Linked DNA regions of Homo sapiens: region 2 is linked to region 1. A link is a loop called in an ENCODE intact Hi-C map of the cell type or tissue named here. Cell type or tissue: PC-3. All regions are shown on one strand. Links, peaks and the distances in the headings refer to the core of each region. The heading gives the core; the rest is flanking DNA. Region 1 has its middle 170 kb from the start of LINC01832. Region 2 has its middle 170 kb from the start of SPOPL-DT.

Region 1 (10,349 bases), core at 1,387-9,386:
GTGAAAAGATTTTGATCTTTGGGGTCTCAGTGGCTTAGTTTGAATTAATTATTGCTTAGCCATCTATTAGTTGAATGACTTTAGGCAATGTAATCCTCTGGACCTCCGTTTTCTTATGAAAAAATGGGCATAATAATATTTTGCTTGCACGGTTACTATAAAAATAAGCATGACTAAAAGAGCTAGTGAAATCAACAACTTAGCCTTAGTTAGTACCTTGATCCTTGGGTAGTACACAATAGAGTGCACTACCAGATAGAGATAAATACCAGACACATTCCTTGACTTACAAGTTGCATGTAAGGCTTGTAAAGAAACCCTCTAATTTTCTATTTAAAATCACCCCCAAATGGCTATGGGACCATATTACTATATGCCTCTTTGGTTTAGAAACCAAAGAAACATCTTTAATAGGAATATTTTTATATGCCCAGAGAACTCTTCTCAGGCATTGAACAAACCACAAAAAATGTTTCATGACAAACCAAAGATGCCCTAGGCACATCACACCACACTCAGGCTGTGATAGATAATGTGTGTGCTATTACTTCATATTAGGGGCACAGATGCCTCAGAAGAGAGGAATTAATCACAAACTCTTTAAACCAGTGTTTCATGCCTTAATGCATATAGCAATCACCTGGGGGTCTTGTTAAAAATGCTGGTTCTGGTTCAGTGGGTCTGGGATGGAGCCTGAGATTCTGCCGTTCTAACAAGCTTCCTGGTGATATGATGCATCTGGACCATGGACCACAGTTTGAGTTGCAAAGCTGAATGCTTTTCAAACTTTGATACACATGAGATTCACCTGGAGATCTTCTTAAGAATAATGATGCTTGAGTTCTTAGTCCAGGCAAAACCCTGGGGTTGAATTCTCAGCTTAGATATTCTTTTAAAGCTTCCTGAGTGATCTTTCTATGTAGAGCTGTGGTTGAAAACCAGTGTTTTAGATGTAAGGGTTTCCTCTTCTTGCTAATTACATTGACAACATTGTAATGTTTTGTTCAATATCTAGTTTCATTGTTTCAGTGGCACCTGTCTCAGATCACCTGGAAGCTTTTTTTTTTTGACTCCTCTTTTAAAGAATTTATTTTGAACCTATCATAACACCACTGACATATAACTCCCTAATAAGATAAAGCAAAAACAAAAAGTTTATCATATTAGAAATAAGATACACCATCACTTACAGTCTTCAAACATTATTGCACTTTAACTTTCATAATTTGACAAAGCATTCATGAAACAATCTGCAGACTAGTTTTAACAAACAAATAACACCTGTAAGCAGACATGACTGCCCTAAATTGTTTATTAGGTATGAATTTTACAAACTTTACTTATATTAGTGGTAACGGTGGAGCTGGAGAGTATTGCACCTTCTCCAAGCTGCGCAGCAAGAACTACCAATAGTGTGGTGGAACTTATGGCCCTTTCCAAGGCGGCGGCTCTTTCAGCCTGCAGATGTCAGCCCACGCATTTCCCTGTGCTTGTGGACTGGTTTGGTGATCCACTGGGTGTCAGGATTTCTTCTGATAGCTTTATGGAATGGATCAATGAGGATAACCTCAAAAAATTTGTATGTGGAATCTTCACCAACCCAGTACGAATTCAGGACTCTTAGAGCCCCACAGTGGTGTCCAGCTTGCTCCTCTGCAACGGACTGAAGACTTTGGGCAAACTTTAACTAGTTAACTCCATGATGGACAGGCTTGCCGTTAAGTTACAGCCTTAGGAACTGGGCATTTCCAGCCACCACGGCGAACACAAATCCTATATATAATGTAACCTTGCTTGGCTTTGTAGCCCAGTCGGCATGCTTTATCGGGCTGGGTGGAGCGGGGAGCCCTGTGGAGAGCAGAGAGCTGCCACTCTGTGCCAGCCCTGTGGAGAGCAGGGTACTGCCAGCAGCGGACCCTCAGAAGAAAGTGCATGACATCAGACTGCTTCTTTCTCCACAGCTCCTGGATGTACTTGTAAGCACCTATCTTGGCCTACCTGATGGCTGCCACCAGACAGAAAGGAAAGAGTCTTACTCCCCACCTGGAAGCTCTTAAAAAAAGACTGCTGAGGCCTAGGCGGGTGGATCACGAGGTCAAGAGATCAAGACCATCCTGGCTAACATGGTGAAACCTCGTCTCTACTAAAAATACAAAAATTAACTGGTCGTGGTGGTGCACACCTACAGTCCCAGCTACTCGGGAGGCTGAGGCAGGAGAATCTCTTGAACCTGGAGATGGAGGTTGCAGTGAGCCGAGATCGCACCACTGCACTCCAGCATGGCAACAGAGTGAGACTCTGTTTCAAAAAAAAAAAAAAAAAAAGAAAGAAAGAAAAAAGAAAGACTGCTGGGCACCATCCTCAGAGTTACTGATTCAGGAAGTCTGGCTGGAGTGGGGCCTGAGAAATTTCTTTTCTAACAACTTAGTTATTGATCCAGAACCCAGCTTTGGGAACTGCCACTTTATTATTTCATAAACTTCACTGGAAGAGAGATTGTGCCTATGTATCCACCATTCTATCACCTGTGCCTAGTATGTTTATGGCATGAATGAATCTCTTTTGGATGAAAAAGTGATGGTGAAACCCTGTCTCATTCATAGTGAAAACACATACAGAACATTGGAAACCTTCACCCAGCTCATTAAAGATAATGCTTGCCAATGAACCACAACAAATAACATTGGTTTAGGGATCTCTGCTACTATAGACCCTAGAGTATCTGGGGCATTTCTCATGAAAGTTCTGATTAGTTTTTCCTGAGGCACTACTTTATGGTAATAAAATTGGCATTCCATCAACAGGTTGATCGACTGTTCAGGCTTCCCTTCAAGGTGGCTTGAAATAGCAGAAGCAATAGTCTCTTTTAAATAAATAAAATTTTTTTAATACATAAAGTCTCTCTTAAAGGGCCATCTGCTTTCAATTTTTCATTTAAACCTTCTGAAGGCTCACCAAGTGCCATAAGATAAAGAGAGCAAAAGTAAGGTGTAGCATCACAGGCAATAATATTCCTATCATTGCCAAAGTACTATAGGGATTACTGCATAGTGGCAATTCTCTTATATCCTAAAAATATTAATGTGTTTTGATTCTGAAGGAAACCAAAATACACCACTTTCAAATATATGTCTTTAATATATTTTGATGTGGCTATTCAGAGAGGCTGCAGACCATAGGAATACCTTTTACAAGCTGTCCTTTTGTGAGGAAGATTTGCAACTGTAGAGGAAATCTACATAAGTGAAGTTGACAGTGAATACAAACAGGCTTTCTCTGAGCCCCATCCCTTATCTGCCTTTATCCACATCTAGAAAAGATTAACTCACAAACAAAGGAGACTAAAACTTTTTCCTCAGGCTCCTATCTATACCAAGAGCTGCTACCAATGAGCTTTCATCTGCATAATAAGAAAAACTTTGCTTGCCATTGTCAACCTGAAATAATTGACAGGATCAGAACCCAATTTTAAAAAGTTTATTTAAGTGAAAAGCTGAGAATAACTATCCAAGAAACATGGACTCCTGAGAAATGGGGTCAGTGCTCTGAAGTTAAAAGTTAAGTTCTTCCTTATATTAGCAGAAAACAAGGACAGTTAGTAGGATTATAACATTTTCTATATAAGCCTCGTTTATGAGTTACAACTAACTTTTTTTTAACAGCTTGTTTTCATATCCTTTCCAATTTAAAAGCATATTTAATGTTCCATCTTAGACAATGTGACAGTAATGAAGTCTTTGTGTAAGAGAGGAAAGAGGAAAGTTAATCTACAATGAAGATCAACAGTGAACAGGGAAGGGGTCTTCTCTGGCAACCTTCTGTCATTTACCACATTTTATAAAACACTGTAGGTAAAGAAAAGGCTAATTGATAACCAAAACAACAAAGATTACAGCTGCCTGCGTTACAACTGCCTGTCACATGACTCAGGTCCCATAATCACATTCCCTTAAGGCTCAAAATATCTGAAAGTTCCAACAGCTTAGATTCTGAATTACTTGTTTTCACACCATGCTTTCCTCCCATCATTCTCTTGGAATGCCACCTCCTCCCTCCTCTAGAAGCCTCAAGCCCCTAATCTTTCTGTCCCCTCAGGATGGTGTAAAAACTTCAGCCATCTGTTCTGTCCTTTGAATTTCATGTTTGCAAGGCTCCTATGTTCATGTATGTATAAATATATTTGTGTGCCCTTCTCCTGTTAATCTGTCTATTTTAAGTTTGGTTTATAGAATAAAGTTATCAAACCTTCAGAAAAGGGAGGGAAGGAAATTCCTTTTGCTCCTACAGTTTAATATTAGTCTTTTTGTAATAAAAAAAATCCTAATTTTTTTTTATTGTAAGCAGACCTTCCCTGTCTGCTTACAATTTTAATATTTCAAGGTGGATTTTCTCAGACTAGAGGTAGAAGCAGCACAGAGCTATTATGCTGATGATTCACGTTTTTGACTCTTGGGTTACACATTTATTTAATTATCATGATCAAATATTTACTTTTGTGGAAGTTCCCTGACGAGAAGGCTTAGTTCTTGCCCTCTGAGAGCTAGAGAAAAATCTAACAAATCTGATACAGGTTACTTTCCCAGATCCTGTGTTTGAATGCTGTGGAAAGAAACTACTAGGTATACCCAAATATTCTAGATGATTAAAAAAAAAGTTCAAAAACCCCTGAATCTCGCGAATCTTCTCAGAACTGTTAACAGCTATTGTCTTGATAATTTTTTATTTTATTTTTTACTTTATGGTTTTAGAGTAATTTTGTTTTTCCCCAAAAAACAGGGTTTATTTGCCTGATAACAAATAACTCTCCACAAGAATGAAGGTTTTGATCAATAGGAGTTTTATTACCTGGCCCAAGTAAGGAGAACACTGAGAGTATTCTCCAAAGCACTGTCTCCTCGAGGGAAAGTGACAAGAGGATTATATGGGGCAATATATAGGGAGAGGGTGCGTCACCACATGTAGAGGAGGGGTTCCAGTTGTGCAGAAGCAGCCAGTGATTATGCCAGTTCACAGGTTGCATGTTAAGGTAATGAAGCTACTGCTTCTCCCAGGTGGAGACTTCAGCATGGTAACAAGGGAAGTTCACTCAGACTCATCTATAAGTTGCTGGGGTCTGTCAGGAGCTGGTTCCAATCAACAAGGTAACTGCATTCCACATAGGGTTTGGAAAAAAACAGACTTCAGGGCAGAAGGCAGTAAAACAGGCTGATTGCTAAAGTTGATTAAATTCCTATAATCCCTGGAGACCTTCCCTGTCTGCTTACAATTTCAAAATTTCAAAGTTTCTTTTGCTTATGATAACCCAAGTTCTATGAGGTAAGAAGGCTTGTTTCTAAACATAATTTGTCAGAAGTGGCAGCAAGAAATTAAATAACTTGTATATGTAATCACCTGATGTGTTCATCTTGCCTGCTTCCCAGAAAACCTGATGCACTGAGAACAGCCTTTTGCAATAGAGAAGGAGTTTAGTAAACTCAGAACTGCCTAAGTTGAAGGACAGGCATTTTATTATTGCTTAAATCAGTCTCCCTAAAAATTTGGAGGCTAGGGATTTTTAAGTATAGTTTGGTGTGCAGAGGGCAACGGAATGGGGAATACTGATTAGTTGGGTTGGGGATGAAATCACAGGGAGTTGGAGCTGAAACTACATTTGCAAAATTATGGCTGAGTCAGTGAAATAGATCTAACTTAATCAACTCTATCCTGTTTCTAACCTCCAAGCTGTCCGTGTTCTTTCCTGGGCGTATGCTGAACTTACTTTGGGAGAAACTTGGTTTATAGCTTATAGTTTAGGACAAAGACAGTAACAGCCCTTTCCCAGGGCAGACTTCCTTCTTGCCTGGGGACTAGATTGCCTTTGTAGAGCTAACATTAGCCACAAGATTAGAAATTATGGTTTATGACTCATGAAGCTGGAGGCTACATGATTCTGGCCCTCCCTAAAGTGCTCCTAAGATCAGTGCTTGAGCTATTTTGCAGACCCTGCACTTGATGGATCACCTGGCACCACCCAGATTGATCAAGTGGCTCATCTGATTTTGTGGCCCCCACCCAGGAACTGACTCAGTGCAAGAAGACAGCTTTGTCTCCCTATGATTTCATCCCTGACCAATCAGCAGTCCTGGCTCACTGTGTTTCCCCCACCCACTAAGTTGTCCTTAAAAACTCTGCTCCCTGAATGCTCAGGGAGACTGATTTGAGTAATAATAAAATTCTGGTCTCCTGCACAGCGGGCTCTGCATGAATTACTCTTTTTCTATTGCAATTCCCCTATCTTGATAAATTGGCTCCGTCTAGGCAACAGGCAAGGTGAACCCCTTGGGCAGTTATAGAGGAGCTTGACTTCTTGTACTGAGTCAGTTCCTGGGTTGGAGCTTTAGCTTTTGAGACCAGATAAACCAGGTTACCAGCCTGGGTGGTGCCAGCTGGTCCATCACAATGCAGGCTCTGAAAAAATGTCTCAAACACCAATCTTAGGTTTTATAATAGCAATGTTACCTATGGGAGCAACTGGGGAGGTGAAGAATCTTGTGGCCTCTGGCTGCATGACTCCTGAGCCATAATTTCTAATCTTGTGGCCAATTTGTTAGTTTCAAAGGAAGTCTGATCCCCAAGGAAGGAAGGGGTTTATTTTAGGAAGGGACTGTTATTGAAAGACAGGACTAGCTGGATTTCCTAGGCTAAGAATCCCTAAGCCTAGCTGGGAAGGTGACTACATCCACCTTTAAACACGGGACTTGCAACTTAGCTCACACCCCACCAATCAGGTGGTAAAGAGAGCTCACTAAAAAGCTAATTAGGCAAAAACAGGAGGTAAAGAAATAGCCAATCATCTATTGCCTGAGAGCAAGCTGGAGGGATAATGATCAGGATATAAACCCAGGCATTCGAGCCGGCAACAGCTACCCTCTTTGGGTCCCCTCCCTTTGTATGGGAGCTCTGTTTTCACTCTATTAAATCTTGCAGCTGCACTCTCTTCTGGTCCGTGTTTGTTACGGCTGGAGCTGAGCTTTTGCTTGCCGTCCACCACTGCTGTTTGCCGATGTCGCAGACCCACCGCTGATTTCCATCCCTCTGGATCCAGCAGGGTGTCTGCTGTGCTCCTGATCCAGGAGGCGCCCATTGCTGCTCCTGACTGGGCTAAAGGCTTGCCATTGTTCCTGCACAGCTGAGTGCCCGGGTTCATCCTAATTGAACTGAACACTAGTCTCTGGGTTCAATGGTTCTCTTCTGTGACCCACGGCTTCTAATAGAGCTATAACACTCACCGCATGGCCCAAGATTCCATTCCTTGGAATCCGTGAGGCCAAGAACCCCAGGTCAGAAAAAACAAGGCTTGCCACCGTCTTGGAAGCAGCCCACCACCATCTTGGGAGCTCTGGGAGCAAGGACCCCTCTCCTTCCCCCCACCGCCCCACCCCACCCCACCCGGCCCCACCGTAACATTATCATCTTTGTTTTGAGGTTAAGCTATAAACTAAATTCCTCCCATAGTTAGCTTGGCCTACACTCAGGAATGAGCAAGGGCAGCTTAAAGGTCACAAGCAAGATGAAATTAGGTCACATTACTTTCACTGTCACAATTTTTGCCGAGGTGGTTAGATACAGAGTCTTACAGCTAATAGGAGAGTAGTAACAAAGTCTCTATGCAAATTTGAGGCACACAGATTATATGAATCAACTTGTATAAACAAATGGAAAAAGGGCATATTACAGCAAGTTGTATCCATAAACTAAAGAACCTGTAGATACAGAGTGTAGGTTTCATCCTTCATATTGAATGCTTTACAGTCTACATTTTTAGGACTCATGTATGTTATTTTCCCTCTGTGTAATTTCCTGCCTGATCAGTATCTCTGGCCTCTTGAAGTCTTGGTAGAAGTACTGAAGAAATGCAAACAACCCTGCTTTCTGAAAGTGAAGTGATAAGTTACTTACTATTTATTTTGATGAAGCTGGTCTAGGGAAAAAGTGCTTCAGAAATGTGTACTCTATGGGATACACAGGCAACAATGTGTATGTGATGTGTGTGTGTTTGTGTGTGCATATGTATTGCATATATGGCATACTTTTCTTACCCTAAAACTCGTGGTTAAACTTTTGTTAAAATAAAGACATCAAGTTTGTGAAGAAATATGATATATGCTGAAGATCTGTAAAACTGAAAAGAAAAAAATAAAAAGAGTGCTGCAGCGAATCAGCCAAAAAGCGAAGAAACATGTGAATCTTAGTCTAGGACTCCACTGACTTGAAGACAGTATTCATGTATGTTAGGCCTTTAGTAACACTCTGCCTAAAGAAAAGAAGGCCCAGAAGACTGAGTCTGGAAATACAGAAGAGGGATACGTTTTGCATAGCATGGTTTTAGAGTCAGAGCCAGAAGGAATGAGTGGAAGGTACTGAGAGACAGATTTAGGTTTACATATAAAATAATTTTCTAACAAATATTATTGCATTCATGAGAGTATTCTGTGTGTTTATATAATATTAACTGTGTCTTTACTCATATTTACTAATGATACGGCTCCAGTGAGTGGAGGAACACCAGGGTTTTTCGTCTGGAGTCGAATTAGATAAAATGACATGGATACATGTGGAGTGGTTTTAAGGAGCAGAGAGTTTAATAGGCAAGAAGGAAGGGAGAAGAAAGAAGAAAGAAACTCCCCTGTACAGAGACAGAGTGAGGGGCTCCAAAGCCGAGAAAGGAGAGCCCATGTGCCGAGGATACCAGCCAGTTTTATGAGGAGGCTGGAGGAGGCAGTGTCTGATTTGCATAGGACTCAGGGGATTGGTTTGACCAGCCATGTTATTCATGTAGCCTGGGAAAAAATTGGCCTTTCCACCCTAGCCTTTTAATATGCAAATGCAGGGCTCCATACTTAGGGATATGTGGGGGCAGCCATGTTGCCAGGGACACGTGGGGGCAAGGGCAAGAGGACAACGGTGAGAATCACCGTGTTGGGTGGACCCAGTTTCTAATGGCCTGCATTTGCATATCAAAGGTTGCCGCCCCTAAGAGCCAGGGCTTCTCTGCTAGATAAGAAACGTTTCTTGAGCTGCTTTAAAAAGAAACAAAAACATTCCAAGGACCCCTTTTCCTCTCTGCCTAAAATAATTTCTTCATAACTCCTACCACACGAATTTAATGTTTATAGAAATCCGCTTTACACATCACAAAATCGAAGTACCAGGATGTTATGAAATGTGCCCATCTTTCCAGTCAGGAAACAGTAGAAATGGAATTTGAACATATACTGTCGGGCTCTGAAGGCTACAGTTCACCTGTGTGGATGTGATACCTCTCTGATGCTTCAAGATATGAGATGTCCTATAAGCAAGTGATTTTTTACACCATCGAGTTTGTTTAAATGAAAAATGGGGCCAGATGTGATGGCTCACGCCTGTAATCCCAGCATTTTGGGAAGTCAAGGTGGAAGAATTGCTTGAGGCCACGGGCTTGAGACCAGCCCAGGCAACATAGTGCGACCCTGTCTCTACAAAAAATAGGAAAACTAGCCAGCTGTAGTCCCAGCTACTCCAGAAGCTGAAGTGGGAGGATTGCTTGAGCCCAGGATGTCAAGGCTGCAGTGAGCCATGATCATGTCACTACACTCTAGCCTGTGTGACAGAGGAAGAGCCTGTCTCAATAAATAAATAAAAAATGAAAAATAATGAGCCCCTGTCAAGTACATGCCAGAAGATATTTCTGCTTTAGTTAGAAGCTGTACTAGATAATCACTGATGTGATTATATAATTTCATTCTAACGTAAGTCATCTCATTTAATTCTAAGATTCTATTATTAAATAATCTGGATTTTCTAGGTTTTCATTATCTATTGAACTCTCAATATTATTGTTTTGCTATTCACTTGAGTTTACCTACAATGTAAACCATGCTGTAGCAAAACAAGTCTTAACTGGTTGCTATGATCCATATTTATAAAGAATAGAGACTGATTCCATAATATAGAAAATGATTATGGCAGCTTCAGTCTGTACGATGACTGTAGTCTATCAAAGTTGTCATATATAATCAGAGAAACAGCTTTAAGGAAACTACTTAGAAATAAAATTATTTTGTATAATGGAGTCTGGTGCTGGTAAACACGATTTGACCAACAATGGGGCAATTTAAAAAGTGTAAGTGAAATAGATTGCCAATTAGATATAGCACTTTATAAATGTGGATAATTGATCCGGAGAAACCAATAAATATCTGAAGAGCTCAATAATCACTTTAAAAAGTAATCAAGCCGTGTAATTCCTTCTGTAATTCCATCTGTAATTCAGATCATGAAGAAAATTATCTGAATCAAGAGAAAGAACACAGATATTTCAATACATCTTT
Region 2 (10,349 bases), core at 780-8,779, 58 kb before region 1:
TAGGAATATTATAGAAAATGTCCCTAAAATATTGCAATTGTGTTTTCTGTAAGCTAGTTATTGATAAATTTTTAATTACATTACATGAGGGGATTTTATTTCAGGTTTTATGTCAGGATGGGTTGCATTTGTCTAATGGACCATATACATTTTTTAATGGTTCAACTGACCATGTTTGCAATTTTATGTTTTCTAAAGCTTACATATAAACTTCTAAGCTACCTACTGGAATGTGATTATTTTGATCTCAATGTTTATTTATGTGTGTGTGTGTGTGTATTCACTTCAATTCTTGCTCAATTTTATATCTTATTCTTGTTTTGCTTTCTTTTTTCTTACATATATTTAATTTATATCTTAAAATATACATGTCCTTATAAAGCACATTAAATCAATTGTAGAACAAGGTGGAAATTATTAATCAGTCAATTATTGGCTAATAAACAACTTTAAAAATTAAAAAATTAAAAATTAAAAATTTAAGGTAATTGGCTGGGTTATCAAATGACTTTGCAGTTGGAAAGATGACTTCATCATTATGGAAAACACTAAACATCAGACAGAGGGCAGCACATCAAAGTATAAAATTCTACGGGGAGAGAACTTTGTTAACCTGGAAAATACTTTTCAATTTTGTTCATTTGTGGTTCAAATCTATTTGTATAGAAAGAGAAGGATGGAGAGAAAAGGAAGACAGTGCCAAGAGAATAAATGAATAAATAGATTGATAACACCAATATAAGAAAGAAATAAGGATCTTCAGGGGTGTTTTAGCTGCTCACTATGCATCCTCATTGCATCTTGAGAGCATTCCGATGTCCCCAGGGAATAGCTGACATCAGATTTGGGCATCCCAATGAATTCTTTCTGGGTGATAGGGAAGGGGTTGTTGGAAAAGCTTTGTCAGAGCCCCTTAATGTCTGAAACTCTCTCCTGTCCCTGATTGCGTCTCATCACACTGGACTTTAGGTTTCTAAATTCTCAGAGGTGACTCTCATGGTCATATGAGGAAGCCTATTATTCAGTCCTTAATTACCTTCCCAAATATCACCTCCCAGAACAGGGGTTAAATCTGACTGCTGCAGCCTGGGCACATTCTCTGATAATATTTTAGCCTCATATTCCATGCAGGACAGGTGAGATCGTATATCAAGGATTTAGAAAAGGCCTCAGGATAGTCTGGCTGCCTGAGTTGGCAGATGGGGCAATCCTTCAGGCCCTGAGGGAAAGCTGAGCCAGGCAGGTTGTAAATGGCCAGGGAGGTTTCTGCAGGGTTGTATTTCTTGGGGACTGAAAGGCAGATGACCTTTAGATTCCTGAGAAGGTTCCGGATATGTAGTATATTATGACTTCACTACATCAAATTCCCCCTTTCCTCCTAAGTACTCAACCAGACACTCCTCATTTACTGAACTCATAAAATCTCCACTCATGGATAGAACTAATTATTCCCTAGTTTCAGACCTAGGTTCTGCTGCCTCCACTTTATAGTATTATAGGTAGAGTTGGGACAAAATCATTATAGATGGTGCCAAGGAATGCTATTATGGACTGAGAGGTCAGGCAGAGTGTCATTTTTACTTTCTAAAACAGAAATCCATTTAACTCATACTAAAAGTCATACTTAAAAAGGTTTTGATGTATCACATAAAGCCACTGTGTTTTCTTTAAATTTTGTCTCCTTTTAGTTTTATAAATTCTCATATTTGAACCTATAATTAAGAATTAATGTTGGTTTAGTGGTCTTGGAATTCCTAGAATAGAAAACATTTTTTTGTGGTTTGTTCATTTGTTAGAGTGTTTTGTTCCTCCCAATTTTAAAGTAGGAAAGAAGGGAAAATCATTAAGAATATTACCATTTAAGCATACCATTTTGAATTTTGACTTGAGGTAGAGCCTTGTTTCCAGGTAAGAAAGATGAAGGAATGAGGAACAATAAAAGTGTAATCTGAATTATTTGGAGATCTTTAAAAAAAAAAAACACCCATTTTCTTTATTCCTTATGGTTTGGGAGGAAGAAATGAGGAACAGAATGGACATGGTGAGCAAATACTTCTTGTATCCTCCATTCTTCTGGTTAGAAAGCACTGGAATAAACATTTAACACTTTCAAGATGGGATATTTGCTAATTTACAAACACTGCTTGTGCAGAGTTTTAGCTTGTTTGCTTTCAGATCCCTTCTTGCTTTACTTAGTATCACTAGATGAGGGCTTGCAGGGAGAGCAATCCTTGCAGGCTGTGTTTTTGGGCCCTCCCTGTATCAGCTGATTACATGGGTTTAGCCAAAGGGAGTCACAGACAGAAGGTCAGAGGGAGAGTGAAGGGGAAGAGCCAGGGTCTTTCCCCCATCTGTGTGACTCAGGCAGCATCCCTCTCAGTGTCTGAGTCTCTCCATGGCTCTGGATTTCATTGATGGATCTGCTGTATTTCAAATTCTGTCAGACAACCCTGGCCTTTGGGCTCTAGTGAACAGCCTCCTCCAGGCTGCCTGCTGCTGCTCATTTGTAGGTTGCCTCACCATCCCCTGGTCATCTTTTAGCTCTTTCATCACGTGGGGGATTGATTCCCTGTATTGTTTCCTCTGGTTTAAACACTTAGTATAATTTTTATTTTTCTGTTTCAAACTGAATGATATACCATTACAGCATTTACCTTATGCCTAAAGTAAAGAAAATTGAAAAGCATAAGTAGATTTTCTCGATCAGCTAATATTTATTCAAGCACAAATTGGAGAAAGCCTACCATGACTTCCTTAAGATAGTGTATTTAATGGCTCTCCTAACAAAAACACCAAGGATCACAGCTTGATTTAGAAGTCTAATGGTATGACCAGAATTCAGTTCACTGGATTGACTTCTTGTTTATTTGTTTTGTTCCCTTTAGATTGGCAACATTCTCAGACTTTATCTCTCTTTATCATAATACAAATTTCAAAAGAATAAAGAAGGAACTCTCCTAATAGCCACTAGCCTCCTGGAGGGAGACAGTTTTGGTTGCTGGGTCAGCTCCTCTGGCTCTGCTGCCTGCAGTGATTGAGTCTCTTCCAGACCCAGGCTGCTCCACTTTGCATCTGACCTTCCAAGCCGGGCTAGGTCCTGTCCCAGTCCAGTTTCTCTATTTATTGACTTCATCAGAAAGTTGAAGGTGTTGACAGAGTTTGTAATGTGATTTGTGAAGTTCAAACGAAGCCTTCTGAAATGAAAGGACTGCATTTCCTAATGGCCACTAATGCCCGGTAATAAACACATACTCATCAGATAATGAATACTTAGTTTGTTTTGGAATAAAAGTAGAAGTTTTATTAATTACCAATTCCTAGTAGAAATCTAAGTTGCCTTTAAACCTCAGTCAGTGCAGTGTGAATTCACAAAAAGAAAGACCACAAATATGAAAGTAGAAAAACTAAGCTATAAGAATGTTGTTATTTTAAGGGGCCAGTAAATAGCACTCTTCCTCTTTGGAGTTCTGAACAAATTTATGTAAATTATAAAAGAATCAGAAAGATAGTTAATGGACTATTGTTTTTATTATTGGAAAGGCTATAGTGGTCTTTCCAGAGCAGATATAATCACTGAGGACTGTTGCTTTATATCTCTGAGTCTTCAAACAGAGAATGAGATGGACCTTCAGAACTGCCTCTAGCAAGTGAGTCTAACTCCGGACCTATGGGTGGTTGCTCCCTGAAATAGGAACAGAGAAGAATGCACTCACCCTAGTTAATCTGAATAGAGAAAGGAGAAAGGCCCCAAGTTGAACAGGCTCAACTGTTTTTCAGCTCCACCAATGAGATGTCAACCATCCTTTCAAGAGTGGGTAGAAATTATGAAGTGATAGAGGTTTTTATTTTCCAGACTCAGGCTGGAATACTGGAGTGAAAATGAAAGGGTCTTTCTGCAAGCACCTATAGGATATGTGTAATATTTTTATCTGTGAATTTCTTACCATTGGATAAAGTCTCAATAAATGTGTTACATTAAAATGTGAAACACAAAGCAAATGATTCAAAAAAATCAGCATCGTGATTTTCACTTAAGTAGGAATCCAATACCAAATCCCTACTGGACTTAGCACAAAAAATGACTGTGGCTAATACACCAGACTATAAGTATTATTGTCTGCTGAGAATCACAAACAAAATTTTTGAGCCTTTTTCTAGAAACATGATATATCAGTCAAAAGAAATTATTTTGACATTAAATGTTACTGTTCTCCCAGAGGGAGTTTAATGTGATTTTATACAACTAATGAAAGCAAAATCTACATTCATGAAAAGAGGGACAAGGCTTTTGGTTGGGTTAGTCTCAAAAAAGCCAGAGAGAAAAAAATTCCTTAGAGTCATGCTTTCTTTCACTTAGACAATGAGAAGAGATTAAGGCAGTACCCTTCCAAATAAGACATGTTTACCTTTTCACAGAGATTTCTGAAAAAAATTTAACCTCTAGAAATGATAGCCATAAAATTAAGGATGCTGGGTGGGAGGTAGAGTGTATTTTGCAGTGAGCATGCCACATTTTCAACATCACTTGGGTCCTAAAGCTTAAGAAGCCTCCATTCTACAAATAAGAATAGCTCTATTTATATCTTTTTTGTTGTTGACAAAGACTTTTTATAATAACTTTATGTTTTGAAATTACCTCAAACTTAGAGTAGTTGCAAGAAACACGGAACTTCTGCATAACCTTTACCTAGGTGCCTTGACTGTTAATATTTTGCCACATTTGTTTCATCATTCTCCTTTTCCTTGTCTCTCCCACCTCATATATTTTTAATAAACATTTAAAAGTTGCAAATATGGTACCTCTTTATCCCTAAATACTTTGGTGCATATCGCTTAAGACAAAGATTTTCTCTTATAAAACCACAGTGCAATTATTAAAGTTGGAAAATTAACTTTGATACAGTATTATTATCTAATCTATAGACCTTATTCAAGTCTTGCTAATTGTCAAAATATTGTTCTTTATATAGTTAGCCTTTTAATTAATTCTGACTCTTCCTGGGTTCAGACTTTAGATAAAGCAGAGATACAGAAGGCAAGAGGTGTTGTACCTGTTGGTGAGGTGGCCTTTCTTATACTTAGATTCTTATACTTGGATGTTGAGTATTAGGTCAACATCACTAATGATTAGGGAAATGCAAATCAAAATCACAATGCAATACCACCTTACACTCCTGCAAGCATGGCCATAATCAAAAAATAAATTAAAAAATCAAAAAACAATAGATGTTGGTGTGGATGCGGTGAACAGGGAACACTTCTATACTGCTGATGGGAATATAAACTAGTACAATCACTATGGAAAACAGTAGATATTCCTTAAAGAACTAAAAGTAGAACTACCATTTAATCTAGCAATTTCACGACTGGGTTTCTACCCAGAAGAAAAGAAGTCATTATACAAAACATATACTTGAACATGCATGTTTATAGCAGCACAATTCGCAACTGCAAAAATGTGGAATCAACCCAAATGCCCATCAACCAACGAGTGGATAAAGAAACTGTGATAAATATGAATGATGGAATACTACTCGGCCATAAAAATGAATGAATTAATTGCATTCACAGTGACCTGGATGAAATTGGAGAGTGTTATTCTAAGTGAAGTAACTCAGGAATGGAAAACCAAACATCATATGTTCTCACTCATAAGTGGGAGCTAAGCTATGAGAATGCAAAGGCCTAAGAATGACACAATGGACTTTGGGAACTTAGGGGTAAAGGGTGGGAAGGGGGCCAGGGATAAAAGACTACAAATTGTGTGCAGTGTATACTGCTCAGGTGGTGGGTACACCAAAATCTCATGAATCTCATGAATACTAAATAACTTATGTAACCAAACACCACCTGTTTCCCAATAAACTATGAAAATAAAAAAAATTAATTGAAAAATAAAAAATAAAACAAGTTCTAAGAGGCTTTAAAAAAGAAAGAAAAGAAACAGGTTTCCACCCCCTACATGAGTTTCTATCTCTTACAGGTGGATATTACTATAATTAGAGGAATCCCAATGCAACTGGCCAATAAGCACATGGAAAGGTGCTCAACATCATTAGTCATTAGAGAAATCCAAATTAAAACCATGATGAGATGCCTCTTCACACCACTAAAATGGCTAAAATTGGAAAGACTGGCAATGGCAGGTGTTGGTGAGGAAATGGAGCCACTGGAACCCTTGTGCTCTTTTAATAATAGTGAAAAGTGATGCTGCTCCTGAAGCCGATGGCTTGGCATTGTTGCAAAATTAAATAAGCACTTACAATGCAATCCATTATTTCCACTCCTAGCTATTTATGCAAAAGAAATAAAAATATATTTCTACAGAAAGACATGTAAAAAAAAAAGAGCATTCATTATTGCCTTGTGTAAACATGAGCTTTGACCTGAAAAGGCTGTCCTAAGGTTTGCTTTCAGAGAAGCTTCCCTGGCACCTCTTCTAAGTCATATTTAATGTTACCTAGCAGACCAAGACCTCCAGTTTCCTTAAAGACTCTGCACCACCCTCTTAATGCTCCTATGGATGGTCCCACAAATACTTCCCTGCAAGCCCTCCACCCTGACTTGGGGCATCTGCCAGTATTCCTTTCTAATCGGCTTGGATTCCTACATGGTCTTCCTCTCGGCATGTAACATCTTACTGCCAGTGTTGTCCTGATATTGTGTTACTTCCTCCTGATGACTCTGAGAGATTTTACAAGTTCTGTGATCGCACAGAGATTTTGGATGAAACTGGACACTGTATTGTCCCCTAATTCTCTTTTCTATATGCACTAAATTTTCACACTCCCTGCTTTCCTCCCTCTCTTGCTAGCCATTCCCATTCACATTATAGCTCTTAGCCAGACCTTTGGGACCAAGGTTCCTGATTCACTCTGAAGCTTTCATCACCCAAACTTACCCTATCAGAATGAGGCTGGTCTCATACCTTCCCAGGCCTGTGATAAAGATCAGTAGGGATTGATCTATTTGTGTGCCCATTGTAGAATATACATGAAAGCTCATGCACATACACACACGACCATACACACGTGTGCTCACACACACAATGTGAATAGGTTTAACTGAAAGCTTTATACTGCCGGCATCAGAATCTATTATGTTATTCTTTAAGCAAGTCAGGAGATGGATTCAATGTCAGATTTGCTTATTACTATTCAGATAAACAGATAAATCTTCTTGCAACTAGCCATCTTCAATCTCAGGGTTTTCTTAAATGTAATGAAGTTACTATTAGACGGCAAGCTGGAGGGTTTAGCTACAGGCAGAACAGGCAGAGGAATAACTGGTGAAGCTCAGAGCTTAGAAAACTGGATGCACAATGTTTCTCTGTTGGATAAAAGACAAAATAAAGAAATCTAAATTAAAATATGCTAGGGCTAGTTGCAAGAAACTAGTTCGGGCACCTCAAACAAAATGCTTTCCTGCAATTTTGGTAACATTCTCCCAAATGGCCCTTGTAAGGTTAGCGTAAGTCCAAGAGATAAACAGAGGGTTAAGATATCCAATGCTTATGAGAAAGAAAATTATAGTATCTTTAATAAAATCACTTAATCACAACTATTAAAAAACTAGATACATGTTAACCACTAATTACCTACATTTACATATTACAAAGGAATTTTTAAGTGAATACTACAAATTGGCTTAGATAAATACCTTCTTATTTATATAAGCTTGTCTTCAATTGCTACTTAAATGCTCCTCACTCTGGTTTTCTTCCCAGAGGTCAGAGGTCTTCTCTGTCATTCTTGAAGTGGGCAGCAATGCCACAGAGGTTTCTGCAAGAATGACCTGTGCTAACTGCTTGACCTTATTTGAAATCGCTGACTCTTTAGTCTCTTTTGTGCTTCTCATGCTCCTGACTGCTGGATTTCTTCCCAGTTTTTCTTCTTTGACCCTCCATTTGATTTTACAGACAGAACCATAAATCTCCTGTCTACTCTCATTCTTTTTTCTCTTTGCTTTATTTATGTATTTAAAAATGAATAGTCTTTATTTTTTTACATGACTCTTAGGCTTACAGAAAAACTGAGGAGAAAGTAGAGAGTTTCTACATTTCATCCCCCACCCCAATCTTCCCCACTAACAACTCGGGGCACCAGAGCGGTACATTTGTTACAATCAATGAACCAATATTGACGCATCATTATCAACCAGAGTACATAGTTTACATTAGGATTCACTCTTGGTGTTGTACATTATACCAGTCTGACAGCTATACAATGACATGAATCTGTCATTATAGTATCATACAGAGTAGTTTCACTGCTCTAAAACCCCTCTGTGCTACAGCTATTCATGTCTCCCCCTACCCAACCTCTGGAAACATTGATCTTTTTGCTGTCTCCATAGTTTTGCCTATACCAGAATGTCATATAGTTAGAATCATACAGTATGTACCTTTTGAGATTGGCTTCTTTCACTCAGCAATATGAATTTAAGGTTCTGCCACACTTTTAAAGGCTTGATACCTCATTTTGTTTTTTTTAGTTCTGAATTATATTCTATTGTGTGACTGTACCCATAATTCATTTATCCATTCACCTACTGAATGATATGTTGGTTTCTTCCAAGTTTTGCCAATTATGAATAAATCTACTATAATCATTCACATGCAACTTTTTATGTGGATATAAGTTTTCAACTCATTTAGGTAAATATTAAGGAATGCTATTGCTGGATTTTGTGTAAGAGTATGTTTAATTTTGTAAGAAATTGTCAAACTGTCTTTCAGAGTGGCTGTACTGTTTTGCAGTCACGCCAACAAACAATGAGAGTTCCTGTTGCTCCTGGTTAACATTTGGTGTCATGTGTGTTTTGAAGTTTAGCCATTGTCATTTTGATTAGCATTTTCCTAATAACGTATGATGTGGAACATCTTTTCCTCTTTTTTGGTGGGGATTCTATTCAGATATTTTGGCTATTTTTATTTTATTTTATTTTTATTTATTTATTATTATTATTTTTTGAGACGGAGTCTCTCTCTGTTGCCCAGGCTGGAGTGCAGTGGTTTGATCTCAGCTCACTGCAACCTCTGCCTCCTGGGTTCAAGCGATTATTCTGCCTCAGCCTCCCGTGTAGCTGGGACTACAGCTGTGCACCACCACACCTGGCCAATTTTTGTATTTTTGGTAGAGACGGGATTTCACCATATTGGCCAGACTGGTCTCGAACTCCTGACCTCTTGAACCTCCCGCCTTGGCCTCCCATAGTACTGGGATTACAGGCATGAGCCATCGCACCCAGCCTTGGCCATTTTTTAAACTGGTTGGTTTGTTTATTTGTTTTACTGTTGAGTTTTAATAGTTCTTTGTATGTTTTTGGGTTAAAGCCCTTCATTAAATATGGCTTTTGGAAATATTTTCTCCTAGTCTGTGGTTTGTCTTTCCATTGTCTTGACAGTATCTATTGCAGAGCAGAAGTTTTGAATTTCACTGAAGTCTGATTTCTTAATGTTTTCTTTTATGAATCATGTTTTGGATTTTTATCTAAAAAGTCTTTGCCAAACCTAAGGTCATCTGGATTTTCTTTTATCATCCTGGAGTTTTATAGTTTTGCATTTTACACCTAGGGATGTGATACATTTTGAGTTAATTTTTGTGAAAAGTGTAAGGTCTACGTCTACAATTAGTATTTTTTTTGCATGTTGATTTTCAGTTGTTCCAGCACTCTTTGTTAAAAAGACTATTCTTTTTCCATTGAATTGCCTTTGTACATTTATCAAACATGAGCATTTCTTGCTTATCTATTCAATTCCATTGATCTGTTTGTCTGTCCTTTCACTATTACCTCACTGTCTTGATTACTGTAGCTTTATAATAAGCTTAATAAGCTTTGAAATTGAGTAGCTATCAGTCCTCCAACTTTATTCTTCTTCAATATTGTGCTGGCTATTTGGGGTCTTTTGTCTCTCAATGTAAACTTTGAAATCAATTGTTGATATCTGCAAAATAACTTGGTAAGGTTTTGATTGGAATTTCATTGAATTTGTACATGAAATTGGGAAGCATTGACCACTTAACAATGTTGAGCTTTCTCGATTCATAAACAGAATATCTCTTCATTTATTCAGTTCTCCTTTGATTTATTTTATCAGTTTTGTAGTTTCCTCATATAGATATTATACATATTTTGTTATATTTATACTTAAGGATTTCTTTTATTTTGGTGCTAATATAAATAGTATTGTGTTTTTAATTTTAAATTCCAGGTGTTCATTTGCTGGTACATAGGAAAACAATTGACCTAACCTTGTATCCTGTAAGCTTGCTATAATTGCTTGTTAGTTTCCAGAGTCTTTTTACAAAATATATTTTTTACTCTTTGAGATTTTCTACATAGAAAAT

The links. Hi-C counts contacts between places; a loop is a spot of excess contacts. Peaks named below come from ENCODE experiments on the same cell type or tissue, not always from the same donor. Only the 100,000 strongest peaks of a DNase experiment are listed, where the experiment ranks them.
Region 2: a loop joins it to region 1, with 2.2 times the contacts of the local background. A loop is called at or near these places in 3 of 110 quality-filtered maps.

Annotation. Positions count from the first base shown.
Region 1 is chr2:138,270,213-138,280,561 of GRCh38, reverse strand. It overlaps the pseudogene RPL15P5. Among named protein-coding and RNA genes, the nearest start is that of LINC01832, 170 kb to the right of the region's middle. RefSeq lists an enhancer at 8,575-9,248. In PC-3, for the core only: no CTCF peak of the experiment used is centred there; DNase peaks (open chromatin) are centred at 4,481 and 5,941; H3K4me3 peaks cover 1,824 bases; H3K27ac peaks cover 3,614 bases.
Region 2 is chr2:138,327,229-138,337,577 of GRCh38, reverse strand. No RefSeq gene overlaps it. Among named protein-coding and RNA genes, the nearest start is that of SPOPL-DT, 170 kb to the left of the region's middle. RefSeq lists an enhancer at 3,563-3,662. In PC-3, for the core only: no CTCF peak of the experiment used is centred there; no DNase peak of the experiment used is centred there.